2 separate regions of the Homo sapiens genome follow, and region 2 is linked to region 1. The links are chromatin loops, found by intact Hi-C in ENCODE. Cell type or tissue: endothelial cell of umbilical vein. All regions are shown on one strand. Links, peaks and the distances in the headings refer to the core of each region. The heading gives the core; the rest is flanking DNA.

Region 1 (7,788 bases), core at 2,188-6,187:
ATCTTGGAAATCTGTGTATTTTAAGGAAAACACTCGACTGCTATCTCTGGCTGTTTCTATAGCTGTTCCTATCCAAAACCCAAACTTCTCAATAAGAAAACTGTAGAATTCAGTCAATCATGTGGTTGACACCAAACACGCAAGTATTTGATGATGCGTGGATAAAACAGCTGAATACAAGGCAGACTCGTCCACATTTCACAGAATGTTTGGCTTTATGCAAACAACAGTGTGTGAGGAAAAAAAAAAAAACTGAGCTTAACAATTGCTAAATAAATACATGTGAAAAAATCTTTCTCTTTCACCTCAAGAATTCTTAAGTATTTGAAGATGAAGACAGAACCAGGATTGTTTCTGGGACCTGAATGTATTTTCTTTTCTACTCAGAATCTGAATCACTGTGTTGAATTTGAAAATGGAGAAGCCTATATAATGTCTTTCCTTCCCACCCTTTCTCTCGCCCTCTAGGTGGAGCTGACAGGCAGCAGTGTCTTTGACTATGTCCACCCCGGAGATCACGTGGAGATGGCTGAGCAGCTGGGCATGAAGCTCCCCCCTGGGCGGGGTCTCCTGTCACAGGGCACTGCTGAGGACGGAGCCAGCTCAGCATCTTCCTCCTCTCAGTCGGAGACCCCCGAGCCAGGTGGGAATTGCAAACCCAGTGTGTGGGTTGGTGGGCAGGACCTTTGCCAAATGAGTGTGCTCAAGTTACCCATGTGAAGAGACTATAAATAGGTCTAAGGGTATTTAACAATTCCATGCAGCTTCCAGTCCCATGCAGTAATTAAATAAGGAAGAGATCTGAAAATAAGGAGACATTTTAATAAGTATAATCCAGAGATCTAATTTCAGTTGAACAATACATGTAGAAGGTACTAGTTCTTTTAGTTTCTCTTTCAAATTACTAGAGGGAACAGCTTCCGATTTGGAATACCCTCTTCATTTTATTGTTACCATGGCTAAATGTAATGCGTTTATTTATTATTCAGCAAAATCTATGGCAGAGGCATTCCAAATAGTAGCTCGTGGAGAATTAAAAGTATCAGGGACTTGTAGAAATCTTGGTTTCTTTATTTTTTTAAAGCATCAGAAGGTACTTGAAAGATGTGAACAGATAAATTAAGGCTAAAAAGAAAACAGAAATGGCTACATTTTAAACTGCCTTTCTACCCTCAGTATTTAATTAGATCAATTGTATAGAGGAATGAACAGAGGTGACATTCCTCATTGGGATTCCTTCCAGGACTCTTATAGACTTTGCATTCAGAATGTTCCCATTTTCATTGTGTTGTACTGATGATAATTTAAGTATTAGGGGAAAATCCATTTATAAATTAAACAAAATGACTTGATATCCATCAGTCCCCTAGTTCATCAAGCTGTTCAAACACGGGGAAGATTGGCTGGTCGGCCTGGGTCTTCCGAGAGCGCTGGTAATTAGATCTGCGAAGGATTTATTCTTTGCTGATTGGGGCTTTAAATTAATTGAAGTTCCACATTTGTGGTTTTGTCCTTTTTGTACTTTTTTAGAGGAGATATTTCATATTCTTGTGTGGTGGAGTGCTTGGCCAAGCAGCAGTGGTTTAAATGTTAATTTTTCTCATGAGAAGTTTAAGATTTTTTGATGAATCAAGGCCTGATTTGAAGTGCAAAGTTGTATTTGCTTACTTGGAAAATTATTTTTTCACTCTTCAAAGATGCTTGTACTTTACTTGATCTGTTGTTTTAAAATAGATTCGTAATACAAAAGCATTTTATTAACAAGAAAAATAGAAAAACCTATGTTAAGATTAACATTAAAATAACTCAACATACTTCGAAGACAATAATTTGGCCTGCCTAGAAGTAATCACGATATGTTTTCTCACACAGAAGGAAAAAAAAAAAACAACACACATTTGACTCTTGGAAGTATTTTAAGAACCAATCCATTTTCCTCACTGAAGTTAACTGTAGTTTCTAGGGCATTCATTATTCTTAGCATTGGTGATCATCCTTCTTCAGTGAGCCCCACACATGAGAAAAGAGAATATTTAAGATTATTCTTTACCTTTTAAAAATGAAAATACTTTTGTTCAGGTGGGCAAGTGATATATTCTTATACCATAGCTCACTGACTTTACTGAGCAGCTATGTCAGCGAGATAACTGGAACTGTTTTTTAGTCAATAGAATGTTCATATCTGGGCATATTTGAGAAACAGCACATGCAAACGGTTTTCTACTCTTTCATCCTGATGTTGGAGAACCTCTTCCTCATGACTCAAACACGCAGCATGAAAGAATTTAAGTTTCTAAGCCTTTGTATGAGGGAAGGTCTTAGAAAAGTTTGTTTCCTTGAATCACAAATGCTCAAGTTTGAAAGGATCTTCATGATCCTTTTATCCAACCTCCAACATACGCAGCCAAATCTCTACAGCAAAACCAGCAGGCAGCCTTTCCAGTCTCTGCTAGATTCTGCCCTGATAGGAAGCTCATGAACTTGCGAGGCTGCCCACTCCCTTGTTGAGTAGTTCTCGTAGATAGTTATGCCTGATATGGAGCCCAAATCTGCTTCGCTGCAACTTCCCACTGATCCAAGGTCTGCCCTCTGGGACATTTCTGATTTACTCCTTCTTCCCTATCCTAGCTTCTCACACATGTGAAGTCAATTACATCAGATCCTCCTTTCCTCCTGTCATCCTTCTCCTTTCCAGGTCAAACAGTGCTAATTCACAACCCTTATTCAATGGCGTGTTCCTAAAAGCCTCACCATCCTAGTCATCCTGCCCTGGCTGTGCTTCAGTTTGCAGAGAACCCTCTAAAAATACAGTGAAGAGAATAGCACAGCCCTCTAGATATATTCTGATTAGTGCAAAGCAGAGGAACTGTCACCTTTCTCAGGGTAGGCTACTATACTTCTCTTAATGCAGCCTGAGGTTAAATTTGGTCTTCTTGGAAGCTAGATCATCCTGTCAATTCATACTGAGTTTGATGTCTCCCCAAATACATGTTGACAGTGAGACTTTGGGAGAAAAAAAAAAAAATCCACAGCCTGTAAACCAGTTCTGCTAGAGTATCCTAGGCTAGAGTCTAAATACGACAGCAAGCCCAAATAAATATGTCAATATAAGAACTCTCATAAATCCCATGCCTTCTATGAAGCCCTAGCATGCATAAAATAACCCTAGGTACACTAGTAGAACACAGTTCTTACAGATTATTACTTCTAGACTGTAGGAGAATATATATCTCCTTCAACTGTTAACTCTCTCCTTTAAAGGTACTCTATCAATCATTTAACATTGAAGTGTGATTGAAAGATACTACAAATTTACTTAGGTTTCCTTCCCCTGCCTTCACCAGCCTTCCTTTAGCCATCCTTGCTAGTGAGATTGAAAACTCTGCCTTCCACATCACTTGACTTGGGCTCATCAGCTACACTCGCATAAGAAGAGGCCCTCTTCCTTGATGGTGAATGTGACTCTCACCAGTAGAGAACGTTAAGCTACCTTAACCTTCAAAGTCTGCAGTGTTGGTTATTTTCTATCTGGGGCTTAAAAGAGCAATGAGATTGACTGACTGCTCAAATACTGAAAAGCAGTGTAGGGTGCTACCTTAAATGAAATATCTTCACTAATGCAGATGATGGCTCCAAGGGAATTACTTAAAAAGTTCATGTCAGGCACTACATCACAAAGCTGCTTATGTTTCTTAAAAGCTGAAAGAATTTTAACAAGATTTCCTAATTCTTAATAACTAACATGAAGGAACATTTTTGAAGACTGTTGTTCATTGCATCATAATCTCTTGAACTCTGATAAAACACAGATTCTTTTTTAAACGGTGTAATTTAGTTGGGAAAGGGATATTGATATATGGTTATTATGAAAATGAAAGGACTAGTAGGTATGGAATTTTTCAGAAGCCCTGATGTGTTCAGTGTAGCATTACTAAATGACTGGAATCTAAATAACATTTGGCATTATAATAGAAGGAAATAAGTGACTAAGCCAGCCTAAGAGGCAGTGATACTATGCCACAATAGGAATTCTGTCTCTTTGAACTGTCAGCCCTGAGATTGTCTTGTCCTGACTCAGCCTCAGGATAATGGAGGAGAAAAAAAAGATCCATTGATTGTACAGCAAACCCAAATAAATATTTTATATGTATGCACATTTTTTAACAGTTTAGTCAATGTATTATCTCAGAGAAATCTTAAGTCAGGCAAAAGATAAATGAGTGGCCTTGTTTAAAATGTTATAAAGTCCGAGAGTGCCTATTTAGGGGTTGACTGGAACATTTTGGAAGAGACTGCCCTTTGCTGTCCTGCAGGCTCCCGCAGTATGAGGAGCACAGAACCTCTGACCAATGGCATTTGGAGGGTTTTCTTTTTGCAGATCTACTTGTGCCTTTTCATTATTACTCTTAATGATTCTGCCATCTTGGGATTATGAGTACTATCCTCATCTTTTTCTTAAATTTCAGTGCCATGCCTTTTAAATGCTTAGTAAACAGAAAAGCAGCTCTCAAGAAATCCTGGAGGAACTTTAAAACTCTTCCTATGTTGAAGGCAAATAGTAATATTCTCTATATTAGGCTGTAAAAGTGTTGTGTTTTACTCCTTCTTCCTGAATTCAGGGAAAAAGGAGTAAAGACCACCACCATCCCAACTATCTAGAAATAACCATTATTCATATATATGCACTACGTACCCTCCTAGATTTAGTTTCTGTTCCTGTTCCTGTGTATGTAGGTATGTATGTGTTTGGTGGGGTTTTTTGTATTTCTTTCTAAAATAAGATTGTAATGCATATACTTCTGGTAACTAGCTTTTTCATTTTCATGTTTCTCTAAGATAAAATTCCCTTTCTGTCTCCAGTGGTTTGCTTCCCACCAGCGAGTGATCAGTTTCTTCTGTAGGACCCCTGTCAGGAAGAACATGCCTGGATCCTACTTCAGAGAGAACTCAGCCAGGGCAAGGGGCTCTTGTGGCTTTTTGGGTGGGTGTGAGTTCATAGAGGGGAAAATCAATACTGTACCAGGATTTAGACAATTTAGCAAAATGCATGAGGCAGTACTTTGGATGATGAATAACTACAGCTGCATGGCTAACCCATTGGTTGTGTAAAGTATGGGTTATCATGTTTTGTCTAAATTTTCAGGCAAAATCTAGCCTGTTTTGTGGCATTAGGATCATCATTATAGTAGTATGATTTTTATGCTATTATACTTACGCTATGTCCCGAATGTTTTTAAGGCCAGCAAAATGGAAACAGTAGAGTACTTGCCTGAATGCAAATAAACTTCAGTTTCAACTTATGCCTCTGTGCTATGGTAAATTGCTGACTACTCCTAATTCTACAGAAACAGGAGCTCAATTCCTCTGACATCATTAGATGATTTTCACAGTAAGCGGTATAATTAGACTAACAAATGTCTAGGAATAACCATAAAGAACGTAAAAATTTATCTGAGGATCGGATCAATATTTTGTATAAAAAAACGGCTTGGATATGACATATACTTGTACTTCTATGGGTGAATTATTTACCATCTGGTATATTGTTGTGAAGGGATATTTTTTGTATTGGGTCAAGATTTCTATCAATGAACTGAATTTAGAAGTTAGGCAAGGGAAACCATCTTACTAACCCCACATCCAACCCCAGTCCCCAGACAATGTGACTGTATCTACAGCACTTTCTGCTGTACTGCAAATGTCAAACAGAAGGTGTAATGGATTTAATATTAGCGCTGGCCAAGGTGTTGAGGGAGCTGTTAATAATGTCACTCCAGTTATTGATCTGAAGCCTTTAAAAATCAGGGAAAAGTGAGAGATCCCCTACTGGGGAAAGGCATACAGTGACTGATTTTTATTGCCAATATATCTACATATAGAGTAGCAACTTTCTGGAATTATGTTATCACCATTAATCCCATTAATAACTGAGATTTTTGGAGTCATTTTATGGTGAGATAATATCATGGAGACTGCTCAGCATGCTAATACTAAAAGATTGGACCAAGTTCTTTTATACATAAATAGGGCTCAAAATTCACATGGTGAGTACAGCATTCATACAAAGTGTCAAATGATAGAAAGTTCATTCACACTAGATTTATACTTAATGACAGAGTTAGAGCTATTGGAAGGGTAAGTGACAAACAGTGTAGTCGAGTGGTATGCTACTTTTGCCTTTCCAAAATTCTGAATACAAACAAACAGTGTAGTGACTAACTTAACATAGAAATGGAATTTGTTTGGACAATTACTGCACCTTTTCAGGAAACTGCTAATCCTTCAATCTGAATGGCAGTTTGTATGCAATGAAATTCCTGCTTTCCATAGTCCCCAACTAATAAATGAAATTAAAATGTATAATTTATGATGAATGTTTATCAAACTGTAAACACACATTTAATTGCTTTCCATATTCATATACTATAGGCAAAGATAAATCCATCAGATAAACTACCATAGTGATCTCTGATGGATTGATTTAAAATGCATTCCTACTGGGGCTGTAGCAATGATCGGGACAAGTTCACGAGTCCCCCAAATCGGTCTGACTTCTGTTAATACCCAGCTGTGCCTGTATGCGGCAAATCTAGCAGTCAGAAAGCAGCCTCACTACTAATCCTTTTGTGTAACCCAAAGAGATCATCATTTAGGCATAAACACAGCTTTTATCCAAAATTATCTGTGTTTCTTAACTATGTCATCATTAAGAACTTACCTTCTTGCCAATCCTGAAATGAAGATGATGGGTGCACTCCAAAAGCAAGCCAGTGCTCTTACAAGGACTACCTTGCCAAACCTAGAATGATTCTTTTGCCTCAAAAAAGCTACCTTGATGCAGTACCATTTTTTCATGAGCGAAGTAGGCTATTTTTAACTGTCACCTTTATCCCCAGCTAAGCTAAACAAGATCCCCTGGAACTGCCACAGAAGGGAAAAATGTTCTCCATTGCTTTTTTCTGGTATGCAAGGCCTAGGCATACTTATCACCTTAATTTGTGTGTGTTCACACTTTGGTGTGCTTGTGTGTAAAATGAGAACATTTGCAAAGCAAACTGTACTTTTAGAATCTTGCCTGAGGGAGCTAAAGTAAAATCTCTCCTTCCCACTAGGCTCTCCTGGCCCGATAGCTGAGCTCCACCCTTCTAGGCCAGCTCCCAGAAGGCACAGCTGCAACCCCAGGAATCCTTTGGGACCTAATTCCTTGACCCACACGTTGATGACGCAACTAGCTACAGAAGGGCGGCCTCCCTTTTGTTCCCAGAGAAGATGTTGGATCTTGGCACAGTTCTGCATGCCATTCTGAAACTAACTTTCTCTTCTCTTTCAAAATTTAAATCACAGTGGTTACAACTCAGAAAAAAAATACAGCTTTTATATAAATTAATACAGTGATATTTGCAGGGTAGCAAATGTTTTGTTGAATAATAGAAGCACAGGCCTCTTATCAAAATATACAGTAGGTTCTCTCAGTTTATATGCAGCATTCTTTTTCCAAATCTTCTATTGAAGGTTTAGGAAGTCAATTTTTTAAACCCATTATTTTTAACAGTTTTTTCATACAGCTTTCTAGGTCATAATTTTGACTTCTCTTTGCCAATAGTGATTGATAGGGATGTATTTTGCAAGTTTCTACAATGAAACCCAAGACAAGCTGTTAATTATGACCTGTTTTTCCTCATTTCAAAAAAAAAAAAAAAAAAAAAAAAGGTGGCCGTCTCTGTCATTGGATAATTAAAAATTATAAATTCTATTTCTATAGCTCTTGCCTTGAACAAAGTACAAGTT
Region 2 (7,788 bases), core at 2,006-6,005, 200 kb before region 1:
GCCAGAGGAAGAGATTAGGTTGGAGAGGTAAGAGGGTTTTGCAGGATGTAGGGGGCCTTGAAGACTTTTTGTAAGGAGTTTTGTCTTTATTTTGAGTAATTTGGGGAAACCATGTGGGATGGGTTTGAGCTAAGGAGTGACAAGATTTGACTTAGGCTTTACAACAATACCTTTAATGTGAATTATATCTCAATAAAGCTGTTTTTAAAAAACAAACAAAAAGAATCACCTCTAACTGTCATTTTTCTAACAGACTGTTGAGAATAGGCTGGAAGTTGGAAGACTAGGAAGGTATTACAATCTTCTAGGCTAGAGACAGTAGTTACTTGAATCAGCTGATAGCAGTGGAGGTTAGTGAGAAATGATCACATTCTGTATAAATGAATGTCAAGCCCATAGGACTGGCAAGGATGACTCCAGTGTTTTTGTCCTCAGTGGCTGGATGAAGTTGCCTTTTATTCAGAGAAACCTGTGTGAAAGCAGGTTTTGCTATGCGTGTATATGGGGTGGGGTGGAGGGTGGATTAGAAGTCAAAAAATGTGTGCAAAGCAGAAAAAAAAAGACATTTATTATTGATATGATTATATTATTTTACTTTCCAAAAGGATTTGAAAAGGCTTATAAGAAAACCTAGAGATAGAATGCGGATGGAAACCATTTAAAAAGCAAAAACAGCCGAAACCCAATCAAACAGTAGTGGATCTAAACGGAAATTTCCTGCGGGGGGAACTGTAAGCATGTTTGCTTGAGCTTTGCAGAGTGTTTGTGGTCAAGAATAAAAATATGAGGGTAAGATAGTGATTTCGCAGAGTAAAAGAGAGATTTTGCAGAGTAGGCCTGGCCTGAGAATACCACATTGTCAAGGAGAACCGGGAGGTTGGCTGATGGAAACTGGGAAATTGGCAGAGACGCTAGCATTCTATCAGTATCATGACTGGAACGTGCATCAGAATCTTCACCTAATAGGCATTTAAAACATATAAATGCAAGGCCTCACTCAGACCTCCTGAGTCTAAATCCTCTGTCAGCAGACCCAGTACTGCCCGTGTTTTAAGCCCTCCACATGATTCACATGCAAGTCCTAGTTAAAAGATGCTGGAGGAAAGAAGTTGATGAATTTAATTAGCTTTCAGAGAATGCGGATCACCTAATTGGAATGTTTTCTAGAGAGAACAAAGTAATAATTAAAAAATAATTTTCCAGAGATTTATTCATTCATCTACTGAATATTTATTGAGTACTTACTAAGTGTCATGCATGTAAGTACTAGAGACACAAAGATGGGCAGAAAGCATAGTCCTGCCCTCAAGGAGTTAATAATCTGCTGAGAAAACCAAACACATACATCGACAGTTTTAGAAGGCAATGTGTTCTTCTTGCATTGAGTGTAATGGGAAGAGAGTTAGAACTGGAAATAGAGAGAAAGTTTTCTGGAAGGAGTGTCACCTGAACTGAAAAATTGTCTAGAAACAAAGTTGTCAAATTATGCAGTTTAGCTTGCTGCCTGATTTTTTTGTAAAGAAAGTTTTATGGGAACCACAGCAATATTTATTTCAGTGTTGTCTGTGGCTGCTTTAGCACTACAATTGCAAAGTTAAGTAGATGTGATGAAGGCATATGATCCACAAAGCCTCAAATATGTACTACATGGCCCATTACAAAAAGTTGGTCAACACCTGCATTCTAGAAAGCAGAAACATATGGTACTATTCAAGGAATCACAAGCAAAGATTAAGGCAGGGAATGGTAGTGTCTGAAGCTGGTGAGGTGGCAGAGTCTAGATCACTGAGATCCTGCACCCCATAGGGAACGTTCGCTTTCTCCAGGGCAATGAGGATCAATGCAGGGTATTAAGCAGTGACACTACAGAGTCAAGCTTGAACTTTGGATCGATTAGTCTGTTTGCTTCATGGGGTATAGATTGGAGGGGGAAAAGACTGTTAGAAAGGAAACTATTAGGAGGTTTGTAGAAGTAATTTATGCTGTAATTAATGAACTGAGTAGAAGTTTGACCATAAATATGTGAAATGGAATATTACATGATCATTATAAAGAAATATATCTGGATTATATTGACAAGGAAAGATAACTACAGTATGTTTAGTAAAAATAATCAAGGAAACTGCCTATACAAACATACAAAACATATGTGTTACTTTATGCATAGAAGAAAAATGAAGAGAATATACAGAAAAATGTCAAAAGTCTTTTGTGGACGGAGAGGAGGTAAAATTACAGGAAACTATCGCCTTTAATTTTACATATTTCTATACTCTTTTTGCATAAAAATAGATTGCTTTTTAATTAGACCAAACAAATTTAACTTCTTAAAGTTACTTGTAGAGAGAGAGAGAATGAGAGCTCATACCATGACCTAGAACAGGGAAGGAGGGATAAAGAGAAGGGTATAAATTTGAGAATGATTAGGAAGTTAAACTAGCAAAACTTAGTAACGTGAGAGGTGAAGAGAAAGGGGAAAAATTACAATGCCTAGGTTTTTGGTTTGGGTAACTGTGATGAATTGTGGTGTCAATAATAAAATAAAAATAAATAACTTTACTGATTACTTATGAAGTTCAAGTAGTCTTATGCTAACTGTACCTTACCCATTTTTAGTGCATTTAAACTGTCAACAAGTGAAGGAGGAAGTTTTATTTTTCCCATTTTGTAGATGAGAAAACTGAGCCTCAGAGAGATTAAGTAGTTTACCCAAGGTAATGTGATTTGTGAGTGGGTTAGCTGGGAAATGAACACAGATTTGATTGATTCCGAAGCTGACATGCACTCCTACCCTCTCAACCTTTAATGAATTTTTTTCAAGCCACATAGATGGAAACATAAAATCAGTTCAGGACATATCGAGTCATCAACATAGAAGTTTTGATCTAATGTGATAAGCTCTGAATAAATAAAACGAAAAGAGAAGGCCTCAGATTGAATTCTGGAGAATGTTTGTAGTTAATAGATCTTAATCACGAAAGTTTTAAGAATAATGGCATGGAATATATAAAAGATTTTCCCCTTTTGTTGTGTTTGGATACTTGACATGCTTATTGATGCAGTTAATAATGCACATTAAAAAAGAATTAGAATAAAACAAATTTGATGCATTTTTCTTTACATCAAAAATCATAGGTCTGATTTTGTCATTTTAACTTAGAGAACATCTGTTGAGTGCTCACTGTGTGCAAAGCATATCGATGCCACAGTCTTGCCTACTTTAAGTTTTTATGTGTCTGAAATTTCCATGGAGCTAGGAAGAACTAAGATCTAAAAAAAAAAAAAAAAAGCCTAATTTTATAAACAGATCTTTGAGCAGATACTAGTTCAAGAACTGTCTGAAATCCTTATACACTCCTGGTTTCCATCAAGCCGTTGCTATATGTTTTGTTGAGGAAGTCTTCTTTGACAACAGCATTTCTAGTTCTGGTTTGGAGAGTTGGGGTTAAAGGTAAACTGAATTGCCTGAGGAAATGCTGTGGGCCTTTGTGAATGGGAGAGAAAACAATGCACCTCCCACTGAGAGGGAAGCAATTTCTCATTGTGTTACTTCACCCTGGCATTCAGCCACCAGAGGGGGCATGGACCAGAGTGAAATAAATTCTGCCAGCTGCCTGGCCTGGCTTCTCTGCCTTCCAGAGAAGGACCATAGCTATCCTCACTTTGAGATGGGACTAGAGCCTCACTTCCCGTTTGATGAGAAACTACGTGATTTACTAGTAAGCCATGGCTGCGCTTTCCCTGGTGAAGAATAAGACGTGCCTTACAGACTCCCTAAAAGGCACAGACTTGCAAACATAACGATGGTTTTTCCTTAGCGCTATATCCCATGTACAGTTTACTTCCTTTCTAATACGTTGTTGGTTTTTATCCAAATATAGATATGAGCTGTCAGAAAGAGAAATCTTGTTGTCAAGATTGACCATTCAACATAAAGTTTGAACATTGCATAAAAATATGTTTTTGACACAGTAAAATGCATTCCCTCTATGCTCATTGTAATTTACTTTATAGTGACTTGCTTAATAGCATAGCATATATCATTTATACTGCTATCCTTCATGCTTTTAAACTGTAATATCCTTTCCTCAATGACTACTTGTCAATTTCACTGATCTAGATTTGATTTCATAAATTAACTAGGCCAATTAAGTAGAGAGTTATCATTAGAATAAGAAGTGGAAGCAAATAAATATTAATCTTCCCTCTCTGAATGTCGGTATTTCTACACAACTTTGATCATACTTGAACACTACTTAATGGAAAAAATACACCCCTCTATTGTCAATTTAGTATTCCCCAATTTAAACATTTATGAGTATTTTTTTATTCATTTTCTCATTCCAAATCCATCCCACTTTGGGACAGTTGTTTCTGTTTCATCAATATAAAATGTGGGGAATGAGCAAATACTGGAACTTCATTATTTAAGGATTCTCATCATGGCAATTTTCATGGCTTTTCCACCTGGCCCCTTTACCTTGTGGGGTATTTGTTTCAGAGCTACAGGAACCGCATCATATATTGGTAGTTTGCCTGCTGTGCCTTTCTTTGTATTGCTTTAGTCATTTTGCACCCTCACAGACTTTTGGGGAACCACTTGGAAATGACAGTGTTTGACAGAGAATAGAATTGGAGTAAAATGCCCATGATTTCAAAGTATCTCTTTCTAAAATCTTAAGAGGCAGGGACTTCTTTCTCTTTTTCTTTTATTTAAATAATTCATCTTACAATATTAATATCTTGCTCTGTCTTCCTTAGAGGTGGAAAAGAGTTTGTCAACACCCTTTTTATAAAAATACTTTGTGTACACACATGCAATGATAAATTCACCCTTTTTAGCCTTTTGTTGCCTTCTGGATTTAATAATTTCAGCTTCTTTTGTCTTTTAAAAATAGATCCTATTTACCATCTTTCATCTTTTGGTGATGGGGGTAGGGGTGGAAAGAGAGGATGCTTTTCTCAGAACCCTTTTAGTTTCTTCTTTCCAAACTGTGGACACATTAGATTGCTGTGGTAATGGAATATCTTCCCAGATTCACTATGGAAAGAGAGAAGCTACCCAGAAGAGGATATGATACAGGGATCTACGGGAAAAATCAACTTGGGACTCCTGTGTTTTGATGTTGACATTGCTCTCACCGTCCATCCCTAACTCTGAACAGAGATAACGTGATCATGTGCCCAACACACACACAAACACACAGTCACATACAACACGCTCATTCACAGAACATACGTACTCATGCACTCATAGCACACATACACACAGCACACACACACAGCCATATAAGTAGCCTATGGAATATTTTGGGACCCATGATGGGGTGACTTCTGGACTTAGGTTTCCCTGCTAGTTCTGATTAAACACTTCGGATCCAAAAGCCAGAAAATCGGAGCTTCTTAGTCTCTCCAAGTTCATTTGCCCCTTACAGCCCTTCAAGCCTCAGTAGTTTTACCATAGTAATAATTTTTCACTAAGAATTTCAAAAAAAGAGTTTGCCATTGGACATCCTTTGAAATACTTAGCTTTGCTTCACTATTTTTTGTAACTTGCCAAAATCACAAATAAAAGGAACTATGTCCTCTAATGCTTCTTCTGTGGTCATTATCTTGGAAAATATGCAGAGTCTGGTCCAAGTAGAGTGCTCCCCAAACCTTGCTGTTACTTTGAGAATAGTTTTAATGAGGCTTGCAGCTGAGCCAAGCTCTCCTGTTGTGCTATTATGTGGGCATGTGGAAGCCCTAGTGATTGATCTGTGTGGGGGAACTGGCAACACTCGCATGCCCTCTGGGTAGAGGCAGAGCCTCCAGCAGGAAAAATTAGGGAAAGAGAAAAAACGGAGAGGAAATGTTTATCACTCATTTCCTAGCATTTTATGGCAGTGTTACGGTGAACTGGGAGATGGATGTGTATATTCATGGATTTTGCACCACTTTAAGCACTAATAACATTAAATCAACCTTAATACTTCATGCCAAATGTGCTCTAAAAGAGGGAATAATGGGAATTTTTGTTGACTTTAGTAAAGCATCAAAAGTTACACTGGAAACACATAAAATGCTACAATGCAGAGGTCACAATTATGCTAATATCATGATAATATAAAATATTAAGTCACCAAAATGACAGGATTTACAACCAACCATTCTTAGTCCCCAGAAGCCTTAGCGATAAGCTCCTGGTAAACACAACAGCCTGTCCTCCCAAGGAGTCTGATTACAAATTTAAATATGTATATGATTAGAACTCTGCCAGTCTCCCACCCCTGAAGACAGATGAAGTAAAATTTGATTTATATCATACCTGGAATTCTATTGTGTTAGATTCACTCTGTTTTGCAGGATCACTACCAGGCCTGATGAATTTTGTATGTTTAGAAAGTTGCGTTTGGGCAAAACAGGGACTACTATTAATGATCTTGAATAGCCCTGTAATCTCATGAACTAAAACTTAAACATTGATACAGAATAGTCAAATATTTGGAAACGGCACACTGGCAATTGGAAAACATTATACTTGTGTTATCTTCTTTTTTGATATCCTGGCTGAGGTCCAGGGTTGAAAAGCCTTTTACCCTGAGCCTTAATCTCATGGCCTTGAATTTGCCTTTAACTCTCTGGCTGCCAATCTCATTAAAGTCTCTTCTACCATGGAGTTCCTTAGACACAATAACTTGTTCATTGGCCATAGTTATCAGGGAAGGTAGAAACATCACAGCTAGGCAGCTTTCCTAATTGTTGTCAATTCCGGCCAAATGATGCTGACTTCTATTTAACTTAACCAATGTCATTATGGCAATAAAAGGCTAAGGAAAATAAACGTGCAGTTAAAGCACGACATTATTGTTAAACCAATGCGCTTTAATATTTCTTTGTGCTAAGGTACCTCAGCTATTTCATTATGCCAACTAAGATTAGCAAATGCATGTTTATGAAGAGTATGCTTTTCCTTTTTAATGTTAAATGCATGCATGTTGCCTGCACTTACAGCTCGCTCTAGCAAGGGTAATAAATATATATGCTTTGCCACTAGATGTATATTACTGGTACCATCACCACTAGTCTCTACCAGCAGAGTGTAGACTAGCCTTACTACCCCACCCCCAAACTGTGAGGTCCCTAGTGAAGACAGGAGGTCACTGTCACCTAGATGCTTATCTAGACCACCCTTCACCCACTTGTCACTCTGTCACATCATTAATGCAAATGTTATAGATGACAATAAAATAAAACAAGTTACCCCCAAAGGAATTTCTGTTTGTGTGCTGTTAAGAAAAGCTCTAAAGCCATGTTTTCAAAGTGCAGCTTGTGATCCCTAGAGGGTACAGCAAAGTTCTTATAGGAGTTGGCAGCATCAAAAGAACACCGACACTCTGTGGGCACTTTTCCTCGGTCAGTCTCTCCATCTTAGCAAGCGCCAATCAATATTTCTTGATCTCCAATTTTGTGCAAAACTCCTCTTGTGCTTAACCCTTCTGGCTGTCTCCTTTGCCAGCTCCCTCTTTCTGGGACAGAAGGAAATGCGTTTGTCCTTTTGACAGGATGCAATTTTTGAACACACTTATTTCTTTCCATTTGTGAAGAATTTCTTGGGGTTTCAGGCTCTCTAGAACCCCTTGCATGACTTAGAGAATTAAAAAAAAAAGTATGGGAAAGACATTTCCAACATTATCAAAATTATCCTTGTTTCTAAATAAATGAGATTGTTTTCCCCTTTTTCTCAGGAGGCTTGAGTTGGCTCGTTTCCCAAACTCAACCTTTTGGATAGTAAATTCCTTTTGAAAA

Evidence for each region. Hi-C counts contacts between places; a loop is a spot of excess contacts. Peaks named below come from ENCODE experiments on the same cell type or tissue, not always from the same donor. Only the 100,000 strongest peaks of a DNase experiment are listed, where the experiment ranks them.
Region 2: a loop joins it to region 1, with 4 times the contacts of the local background. A loop is called at or near these places in 2 of 110 quality-filtered maps.

The regions. Positions count from the first base shown.
Region 1 is chr14:33,675,743-33,683,530 of GRCh38, forward strand. NPAS3 (neuronal PAS domain protein 3) reads left to right here. Exons shown (of 12, transcript NM_001164749.2): 6 at 469-643. Among named protein-coding and RNA genes, the nearest start is that of SNORA89, 29 kb to the right of the region's middle. In endothelial cell of umbilical vein, for the core only: no CTCF peak of the experiment used is centred there; a DNase peak (open chromatin) is centred at 4,039; H3K27ac peaks cover 1,626 bases.
Region 2 is chr14:33,472,278-33,480,065 of GRCh38, forward strand. The region is part of intron 4 of NPAS3 (neuronal PAS domain protein 3); the gene reads left to right. Among named protein-coding and RNA genes, the nearest start is that of SNORA89, 230 kb to the right of the region's middle. RefSeq lists enhancers at 3,239-3,849, 5,415-5,980. In endothelial cell of umbilical vein, for the core only: a CTCF peak has its summit at 3,568 (motif pointing right); a DNase peak (open chromatin) is centred at 3,544.